Regions from separate parts of the Homo sapiens genome. Here region 1 is linked to region 2. A link is an interaction called in ENCODE POLR2A ChIA-PET data of the cell type or tissue named here. Cell type or tissue: PC-3. All regions are shown on one strand. Region 1 overlaps CPEB4 (cytoplasmic polyadenylation element binding protein 4). Region 2 has its middle 16 kb from the start of CPEB4.

Region 1 (5,000 bases), 84 kb before region 2:
GCTATTTTTTTTCCTTATATATAATTTAAAAGAGCAGACATCTCTGAATCAAACACTTAACATCAATTTATTAATATTAAAAATGGCTAAACATTCACCAAAAATGTCTGCATTTTATGAATAATTTTAAAAACTTAGTAAGAAGCTGTAGACAATTTTGTTATTTTAATTTCTACCTTATGCTTATGCATTTAATTTTTTTTTTAGGAACTACAGTGTTATCTGTCATTTTCATGCGAATTTTTTTCATTAATTTGTGACTTTACATAGACTATTTCTTAAATTATAGGTACACCAATAGCTGGTGCTGGGGAAGGATGTTTAAGCAACATGCTTTCTCTTCTCTGCAGACTCTAAAATAGCATTGCCAGTGCACGACATTCATAATTTAAAATGTATGCAGAGCACTGAAATGTATAAAAAGCAGAATATAAGAAAATAAAATTTATTAAAATTATTTATATTAAAAAATGAAGTATATGAAGATCTCTCAGTAATAAAAGTACAAAAAGCTACTCTTTGCAATATGAAAAATTGAGGTATTGCATAAAGAGATATCCCGTCAGTGAAAAGTGTGCCTAAAAATGTTCACTGTTGGAAAAACAAGATATACAAAAGTAGTGCATAACAAATATACATTATGTGCATGACAAAATAAGTTAGCTACAAAAACACTGTACCGAAATTCAGCAGGTCATGTACAAAGGGAAAAATTATTATTCAAAGCTAGTTCTCAAACAGTGTTATTTCTTGTTAACTCATCACACCTGTTTACTGAGTAGGAACAGCACGATAGCACACCCCAAGCCACCTACAAGCATTTAAAAGAGTAAAAAGAGGCAAATGAACATTCCAATTAGAATCATGTAGTTCAGGAGAAAAGAAAAAAAAGTCCCTGACCAGCTACACAAGAGCACCCTCCATTCGCATGACTGCTTTCAGTATTTGCAGGGAATTCTTTAAAAGCAGCTCCCTTTCTATGTTTGAATATTAGACAGCAAATGCCTCCATTTTGACCTTTGGAACTTAACAGGTATAGTTCATTAAAGCCTGTATTAAAAGTAAAGGGCTGCTTTTCCTAAAGATCATCCATAGGGGTCATAAGCCAGGTGGTTCCACAGCAGTGCTGGGGCAAGTCTTTGGTTTTGAAGGATCCAAGATGGTACTGTTAGGTAGCGCAACTAGCAAGATTGCCATTCGATCATATTATTTCATGTTTTGCCCACTGATAATAAACCTTTTAATGATGGATAGGGCATTTAATAAGAGAATGTCAATTAAAATAAAAGTTACTTCCATGACTAGGGCTTCAAGAGACTATTTTAAATTTACCCCTGAAGCATACTGTTCAACACATAACGCCTTTCAAAGCTAGAATTTTATTTATAATAAAGCATGCATTACTTGATGAAGTTGGCACTTCAAACACTGACTATGTCCCATGCTAAATTCGGAAACTGTAATGTTATTTTAGTTTATAGGAAGAGTAAGATAAACATACGTACCTTTGCACAGATTTACACAGTTACTTAGTTCAACAGTGCAAAACACTTTGCAACTACTTCACTTTTTTTAACTGTTTTTTCATTTTCTATGTTACAACTAAATTACAGGATACCCAAAGTAACTTTAAATCTAAAAGTAAGCCAATCAGCAGCCAAATTATATATTGGTTTTGTCTTCCAGTTTTGGCTACAAGTGTACTGTAACACAAAATCAAAAATGATATCCTTGAGGTATCTCTAGATCTGTTGTTGTTTTTTAACGTCAAAATGGAGAGCAAAGGCTGACATCTGATGAGTATTAGTAAATTAGGATATAGAGTTTATATATAAACATCAAAAATAACATTTATACATTTATTCTTCAGGAGAGGAAATGCTAGGTTTCCCACCAGTTGTCATTAATTCTAGCTTTGGTAGGTTTCCTGGGGCTTTGACCAGATAAGTAAGTTAAATAAATAAGTGCACTCCCCTCAGTAGTAAATTTACCCAATTTTTACATTCTGAATTTTAAAAATTGTTTAAGAGAAAATAAACCTAGCTCTGCCTACTTTACTATTTTTTTTTTATTTTTTCTGATGTGGTGGTAACTTTTTGAGGGATAATGAAATTATGTTCAGCCTCAAAACCCTGAAAATTAATTATAATGCTGCTCAGTCTTGCTTATGCATTTGTTTGCTCTAACATGCTCTTTCCATTAAAAATTGTTAACTTCCTCCATTGCTGTTAAAAAAATTAAAAAGGGATGGAAAAAAGAGAGAGACAAAAAAGATGAAAAAAAAAAAAAAAAGAAAGGAAAAGGCAAAAGCACTTCCCTGGGGGAAAAACTGTCAGATAGACCGATAGTGTTATTGTTGCATGGTTATTTTAATAAAAGTATTCTTATATGTTATATTATTAACAATAATTTAATTAAAAACCCAAAATACTCTATTGTTTCATTTCTCTTTTAATATTTCTCTCTCTCCTCTAAGAAAATGTTGCAGGAAGTTTGGATCCTCTTGGTTTCCAGCAAAACAAGAGAATAAAACTTCCATGCAACCCGATGGCAATACGAAAAAGGAGTTCATATTGTTTGCAGTGACACAAGAATCTACAAAACACCTATATTATAGGTCATTCTTTTCATTATACTATAGTTAAGTTACAGACTGCTACAAAAGGACATGCCAGCGTGAAGAGGTTGAGGAAGGGGTCAGAATGAACAGAAGAGTGCACTTATTCTGAGGCCTGAAAATGAGCACTGCAGTTATCCTTTAGTTCCAGCGGAATGAAATATGCCGAGGGCGGTCACCGCCTTCCTTCACCAGGGGCTTGTGGAATTCCCTGCCAGCACGAGAATGGATAGCAGCCCAGCAATATTCACAGTAATACTGCAGACAGGTAACATTAGCACAGAAAAATGGAGCAAATTTCCCCCCACAACGGGCCCCCTGACATTCATCACACAGCTGATCATCCAAGACATATGGCTTAACTTCCACCTGCAATCAAAAATAAGAGTTTACATTTTTCAGTGACTAGGCCAGCAATGCTTACCATACATGTACATTTCCACCCACTATCTGAATGAATCTGTTCCAAGGTGCCCAAAGAGGAAGGACTAATTATTCATTTACTGAAATATGGATAGTTCATCTTTTAAGAACCTAGTAAGGCTTTTATTATCTATCATTTTACATTTTTTTCTTATTAAATAAACATCCTTTAAAGGAAAAAGGATTTGAGCAGACATCATGAAGTGAAGCCAACTGTTTAGACTAGAATGTTATGAGATTAAACCCACAGGAGATTATTCATAGACATAAACCCTCATTTTAATTAGTGGATCTGGATTTTTGTCATATGTGGAATCATAATTTAAACAAAATCAACTAAGATGATCCAAGTTCCACACAACTGCACTTCAATATTCAAGTTGGTGTGAAGATGCCTGACTACTGCGTCACAAGATTCTGAGCTGTCGTAAAAAGCCTGGCTCGTGGTTTCTATTTATAGTGTACACATGTTGGGTTATAATCACAAACCTGGAACTCTGTTAAAAAAAAAAAAAAAGATGCAGCCATAGGATTCACAGTCTAAAACCCTGCTTTGTTCTTTCTCAGTAAGAATGGTTCACCTGAGTCTAAAAGTCAGAGGTGAATTTCTAAAACTGGGCCTGTTCCAGCGTTCTATCGGCCAACCTGTCATGTGAACCTTTCAAGCATTAACAGTCACCTGGTTATTAATTCATCAGCTAGAAAAGAGCTGGTTATTTTTAGTCTGGAGAGATTCATGGCTGAAACTCCCTTACAGCAGGCTGTCACCAGCACTGGTGCCACCCAGCTCTGACAAGGAATCCTGACCAAGATTAGCCATGAACAAAAGGAGAAGAACATGCAGTGAGTCATGATTGTGATTCTGTGCTCCAGCCTGGGTGACAGAGTGAGACCCTCCCTCTAAAAAAAATTTTTTAACTAAAAAAATAAAAGTACAAAAGGAGAAGAAGAGTGTCACGAAGCCCAGGAAGAGCAGGCATAAGGAGAGCACTGGGCTTCTGGCCTCTAGGCTGCTCCATAATGTCTACAGAGTGACATGAACACTGGGCAAAGGATTTCATTGCAGAGGAACACAAATTCAGTCTGAATTTCTAATGACCAATCCCACAGCTCTGAAACTTATGTTGGAATAAGGCAGTGAGATGTAGGTATTTTTTAGTGTGCATAAAAAACCAAGTAGGCCAGGCATGGTGGGTGGCTCATGCCTGTAATCCCAGCACTTTGAGGGGGTGAGGCAGGTGGATCCCTTGAGGTCAGGAGTTTGAAACTGGCCTGACCAACACGGTGAAACCCTGTCTCCACTAAAAATACAAACATTTGTTGGGCATGGTGGTATATGCCTGTAATTCCACCTACTCGGGAGGCTAAGGCAGGAGAATCACTTGAACCCGGGAGGCAGAGGTTGGAGTGAGCTGAGACTGTACCACTGCACTCCAGCCTGGGTGACGGAGAGAGACTCCATCTCAAACAAACAAAGTAGGCATGTTAACATACTAATCTTGTCCCTCCCCCATGCTTAGAATAGAACAGATACTTTTCTCTTTAATAGATTCACAGTTTGTAGGATGACCACCACTATCTTAAATTTTTTTACTGCCAGTGAAGTAGACTGTACATGACATGAAACATAAAAAGCAAAAACTGCTACTGACTTGATGATTTTTACATCTTGAATTGAGAACAACACGATAAAATCAATCTATTTTAGCACAATGCCTCAGAGTGATGGATATCAAAGTCAGCATGCATGAAAGTGCCAGTGTGCCATGAAATAAAAAGGTGACCCCAAAATATAAATCAATATATTGCTTCCCTCATCAATAAAGGCTTTCTATGAAAAAAAAATCGCCAGCTGGACCAAACATTGTGCCCAGTAATGTGGTTGATTACACATTCTGGTCTAAATTCCTATCTCACTACAAACTAAGTTTACAGACTGGAGGTCAGTCCACAGGCCACA
Region 2 (5,000 bases):
TGGGGCTGGGTGAAGGGGAAAGTGCCTAACCTGCATTCATTGACTGTGTACTGCAGGTGAGTGGGCCACCCTGGGCCCAGAGCAGATGGAGATGGAGGGAATGAATGAAGACATGAAAAGACCTTTGGGTGACATCCTACATAATAGAACACTTTAGAATTACATCCTTGATAATTAAGCCCAAATCCACAACATTCTAGAATATTCCTAATAAAAGTAATTTAAAATGTCCTCTACAACTTGGATTCTTTTTTTTTTTTTTTTTTTTTTTTGAGATGGAATTTCGCTATGTTGCCCAGGCTGGAGTGCAGTGGCGTGATCTCGGCTCACTGCAATCTCCCCCTCCTGGGTTCAAGCAATCCTCCTGCCTCAGCCTCCTGAGCAGCTGGGATTACAGGCACACACCACCATACCTGGCTAATTTTTGTATTTTTAGAAGAGACGGGGTTTTACCATGTTGGCCAGGCTGGTCTCGAACTCCTGACCTGAAGTGATCTGCCCGCCTCAGCCTCCCAAAGTGCTGGGATTACAAGTGTGAGCCACCATGCCCAGCCTAATTTGGCATCTATTAAAATTAAAAGTGTGCATATCCCATGACCCAGTAATTATACCATTTGATTTCAAGTAGAGAAAAATCTTGTTCAAATCGCTTGTGTAAAAGTGTTTATATTGCATCACTATTTGTAAACATGAAAAAATTGGGAGGATCCAAATATGTAGCCTATATGTAGCCCATGGAAACATATGGAAAGTTAGACAGCATGAGGTAGATTTATATGCACAAAGGAAGAGCTCCAAGACAGACAGCTGAAGGCAATAAACAAGTCACATAATACCTATACATTATGACACCATTTATGTAAAAAATTCACACACAAAAATACTACATTTTCTACGGTTATAGAAGTATGCAAGTTTTTAATACTTTATAGGTAATGCAATTTTATGTAAGAACACAGATAACTAAATAAATGCATTGTTAGAGGACATTTGTTAAGCTGAAAACTGTGGCTACCTCAGGGATTGGAGGGGGTGGTTAAAAGAGACTTAGGCCTTACTTTCTTAAATTTTGTACAAGGAGAGTGTATTCCTGTGAATTACTTGTGCAATTAAAGACTAAATAAGATAGTGAAAATGTTCTAACTTTCAGGATAAATCAATACCACCTATTTGGAAACAAATCAAGCAACATGAAACAAGATACTCTCAGATGTTCCTACCCTGTGGCCCATTAGTTTTCCTTTTAGGACTCCATCCAAAGGAAATAACCCCAGAGAGTTGCAAAGATTTTCACAGAAAGATGTTCAATGCAGTATTATTTATAATGGGGAAAAAATTGGCCATTTGAAATGTTCAATAATGGGTGAAAGCTTAGGTAGTAAGATTACATAGTAGAATGCTGGTTACCCACTAAAAGCTTGCTGTGGAAGAATTTTTATTAACTTGTGAAAAGGTTAACAAAATAGTATTAAGTCAAAATATAAAAATATGAATGCAGTATGATCTCCGATATGATGTAAGTACAAATGCCCATGGGGTTATGGGAAGGGATCCAGGAGAGCCATTTGACCAGGTCTTATGTTCACTAATTGAGACTTTGGACGTGACCTGTAAATGCAGTTATACAATAATCACAGGAATACTCTAAACACTGTCACACACAGTCACAGATACACTGTTGTAAGAGTCACATGATAAATGGCAAGAGTATATCTGTGCACAATATATCAAGAATATACACATTTAAAATACGGCACAATGGTTTTCATTCTGTTTTAGTATTGCTTCACACTCAGAGCTTCACAAATAGAGGAAGCCCAGGTCACTCTCCCTCTTGGAGAAGACCTGTTCTGCCACAGGCACAAGGGGCCAGAAGCAAACACCCCAAATGTCAGTGTGCATGCGGGTAGTCTCATGCTAGTGGGATTATAGATTGAATTTTAATGGATAGTTTTCTGCTTTTTCTAAATCTTCTACAATGAGCATGTGTATTTCTTTCAGAATGTAAAAAGAGCTTCTACAGTGAAAAAAAAAAAAAAAAACAGAAGAGGAAACGTCCTCCTTTAAAACACAAAAGCAGCGCCTGGCTCTAGAATGTGCCACATCAGGATGTGTCTGGGTGGAGACCTCAGCAGGCTGGCACCAGGGCTGGACAGAAAAAATACAGCTGGACCCTACTCCAGCGTGTCACAGAAAGGCCAGTGGCGACGCCTGCCCCACGTTGCCCTTCTAGGTGAGTCCAGAGCAGTGCTGTTGGCCAGAGGGGCAAGATGATTCAGGTTCAAAGCTGGGCCGAATCAGAGGGGCAAGACGAGTAAGGTTCAAAGCTGAGCCGAATCAGAGGGGCAAGAGGATTCAGGTTCAAAGCTGGGCCGAATGTTTGCAGGGGTCTGGGAGACAACCCAGGCTCCTGACAGGCTGCATGAACCTGAGGCCCTGGCTCAGTGGCTCTAAACCAGCGTGTGTGACAGCTCAGAGGCAAGGAGGAACCACACATTTGCAGGGGCAAATGGGATAACCAGTTTAGGCTGGTAAATAAATCCCTTTATCAAGGGACTTCAGAACAGAGGACTTATTTGCATGGTAGACAAGCTGCACATGGATGATGGGCGCAATAGAGTAAGATACAAGAATCACTAGATTATGGTGGAATCTCTTATTAATGGAGTTGGGCCTCTGGGAGCGTGTGTGTGTGTGTGTGTGTGTGTGTGTGTGTGTGTGTGTGTGTGTCTGTGTGTGTGTGTGTGATAACCCCTTCCAACCACCACTCTCCGCCCCTACCCCCATGCTTTTTCTTCCCACTAACAAAGCGGGTGTAACTGGTTCCATCAGCAGAGCAAACACAAGGCCTTTGGTTTTTCTCCTTGTGAGGAAATCACTCCTGCCTCCTCACCGGAGAAGCACAAACGCTGATGGGTCAGAGAGCAAACTGAGTTTCTAGTGCCGAGCAGCTGGGGCCAGGAGCCAGAACCCTCATTAGAGGAAGCTGCTACTATTTCCAGGCTGTGTCTATTCAGTGAAAGCAGGTCATTACAAACACAGCACGTTTTTGCATATTAACCAAATTAAAATAATAATATGTTCTCTCCTTTCATGTGCTATACTGATAAATCCCAATTTATGAATGAAACATGCTGATTAGTTAGTTAAAAAATAATTAGTCCCAGAATGTGCCTCTAAGTTGGAGACTTAATGAATGCACACAAATACGTTCTTCCAAGTTCTCAGCAGATTAGTCTTTTAAAGGAAAATATTCATAAGATGCATTCATGAGAGACAAATGATGAAGTAGCCTGATTTTATTTTTCTTTCTTTCTCCCAGTGTGGGATAATATTTGGATGTTATTTAGGGCCTTGTCAGGCTGAGTCACCTTAGAAAAACGGGTCCAAGTAATGGTCCTCATCCTTGATTAGGTTCTGATGTTCAGATGTCAAAAGAGAGGTCTCAGCTCGGTAGCTCCTTCGTGCCCTGGAGAGAGCTTTCCAGCTCTGTTATGGAGCCTTCATTTCTGGGAGCCAAAAATTAACCACAGAAAGACCAGGGTGGTGGAAAGCCAAGGGATGGCATCCACAACACCAGAGTGTGGTCTTTTTGGTCTTCATCATGTTCCCATAGCTGAGAAAACCACTATTGGCTTTCAGATAATATCTGGTTGCTTTGGCCACTGAAAATCAGAAGATACTTGGCATTCCAAGCACAAAGGGGCACAAAGATGGCTGCCAAGGCAAGGGTCTTTAACCCACAGACCAGCTGGCCATTCCTAACCTGGAGGCTGCCCTGGGCATAATTGCACCTTCCTGGGGCCAGTACATTCCAAAGACAACACGGACTGCATTGATATTGTAAAAATCATCTTCAACAATTTCCTAACTTGTCTATCAATGTGCATGATACAGGAAGAGTGATTGTTTAATGTCCATGGTTGGACCAGATACATCACTGTTTCTTTGATTGAGCCCAAGTAAAGTAGGGGGCTTGCATTTAGGAACTTTGTTGTATGGAAATCATGTGGACACCTAGACATATTGGCCATGAGAGGCCCAAAGGAACTGAGAGGAGTGAAGGCAACCTTTTTAGATTCAGGCTCTGCCCCACGTTTACTCCATGGCATAGATCATGATGAGAAGAATGGCCCATGTTCTTAAAATTTCCTTTCCCACCACCCCCGCAAATGTGTATAGCAAAATTCACGTAAGTTAAATGGCCGTACTCTCCTCTAGGATTTGAGATAAGAGAATGAGATTTGGGGTCAGAAAGGCCTGGCTGTACAAACTGTTACCTTATTTCTCTGAGTTTCAACATGCATATCTGTAACTCTGGGGTAATACTAATACCTGTCTAACACGCTCTCTGTGCCTGGGACTGCTCTAGGTTCCTCACTCATACAATATAGACAATTTAGCTAGCCCTGATGGGAAGGATAGAATAATATAATCTGCGTAAAGTTCTGGCACATCTCAGACTGCAATAAATGGTAGCTATCTTATTGCCTCCCTGCTGCTCTTCAGCCTCACCCTCTATGCCCCCCTACCACACATTTTCCACTTCATTCATTGACTCATTATTCTTTTATTAATTCAACAGATACCTACTGACCACTCTGGGCCTCCGAGGGATCAGCGATGGAGAGGTCCTGATAGTTCCCCTAATGGACTTTCTCTCCTGCCTCTCTGCCTTTACTGTTCCCTTGGCCCGAAACTGCCACATCTCAAATATGCCTGCCTCACAAACATGCCCTTTACACCTCAGCTCAGTCTTCACCTCCTCCATGAAGCTTTCTCTTATTCTACCATGAGCTGATAGTCACCAAATCCCATGTAAAGGCTGGAGTCCATTCCAATGGGTCATGGAATCATTCTATCTGGTCAGTCAGTACCAGTGGTAACATATCGTGAAAATCCCCTCTGATCCCACCTGCCCCCTCCCCACTCTATGTATATTTCCTTTGCTCTATTAGTGTCTTGTCTTGTCTTTTTTTTTTTTTTTTTTTTTTTGAGAC

The links. ChIA-PET counts read pairs that join two places held together with the same protein. Peaks named below come from ENCODE experiments on the same cell type or tissue, not always from the same donor. Only the 100,000 strongest peaks of a DNase experiment are listed, where the experiment ranks them.
Region 1: POLR2A ChIA-PET joins it to region 2 with 10 read pairs; 15 of 35 experiments call an interaction of 5 or more read pairs at or near these places.

Annotation. Positions count from the first base shown.
Region 1 is chr5:173,953,896-173,958,895 of GRCh38, reverse strand. It overlaps CPEB4 (cytoplasmic polyadenylation element binding protein 4), which reads right to left. Exons shown (of 10, transcript NM_030627.4): 10 at 1-2,986. The coding sequence ends at 2,759. Among named protein-coding and RNA genes, the nearest start is that of C5orf47, 33 kb to the left of the region's middle. In PC-3, no CTCF peak of the experiment used is centred here; no DNase peak of the experiment used is centred here; H3K4me3 peaks cover 426 bases; H3K27ac peaks cover 2,190 bases.
Region 2 is chr5:173,870,320-173,875,319 of GRCh38, reverse strand. No RefSeq gene overlaps it. Among named protein-coding and RNA genes, the nearest start is that of CPEB4, 16 kb to the left of the region's middle. RefSeq lists a silencer at 246-404. In PC-3, no CTCF peak of the experiment used is centred here; no DNase peak of the experiment used is centred here.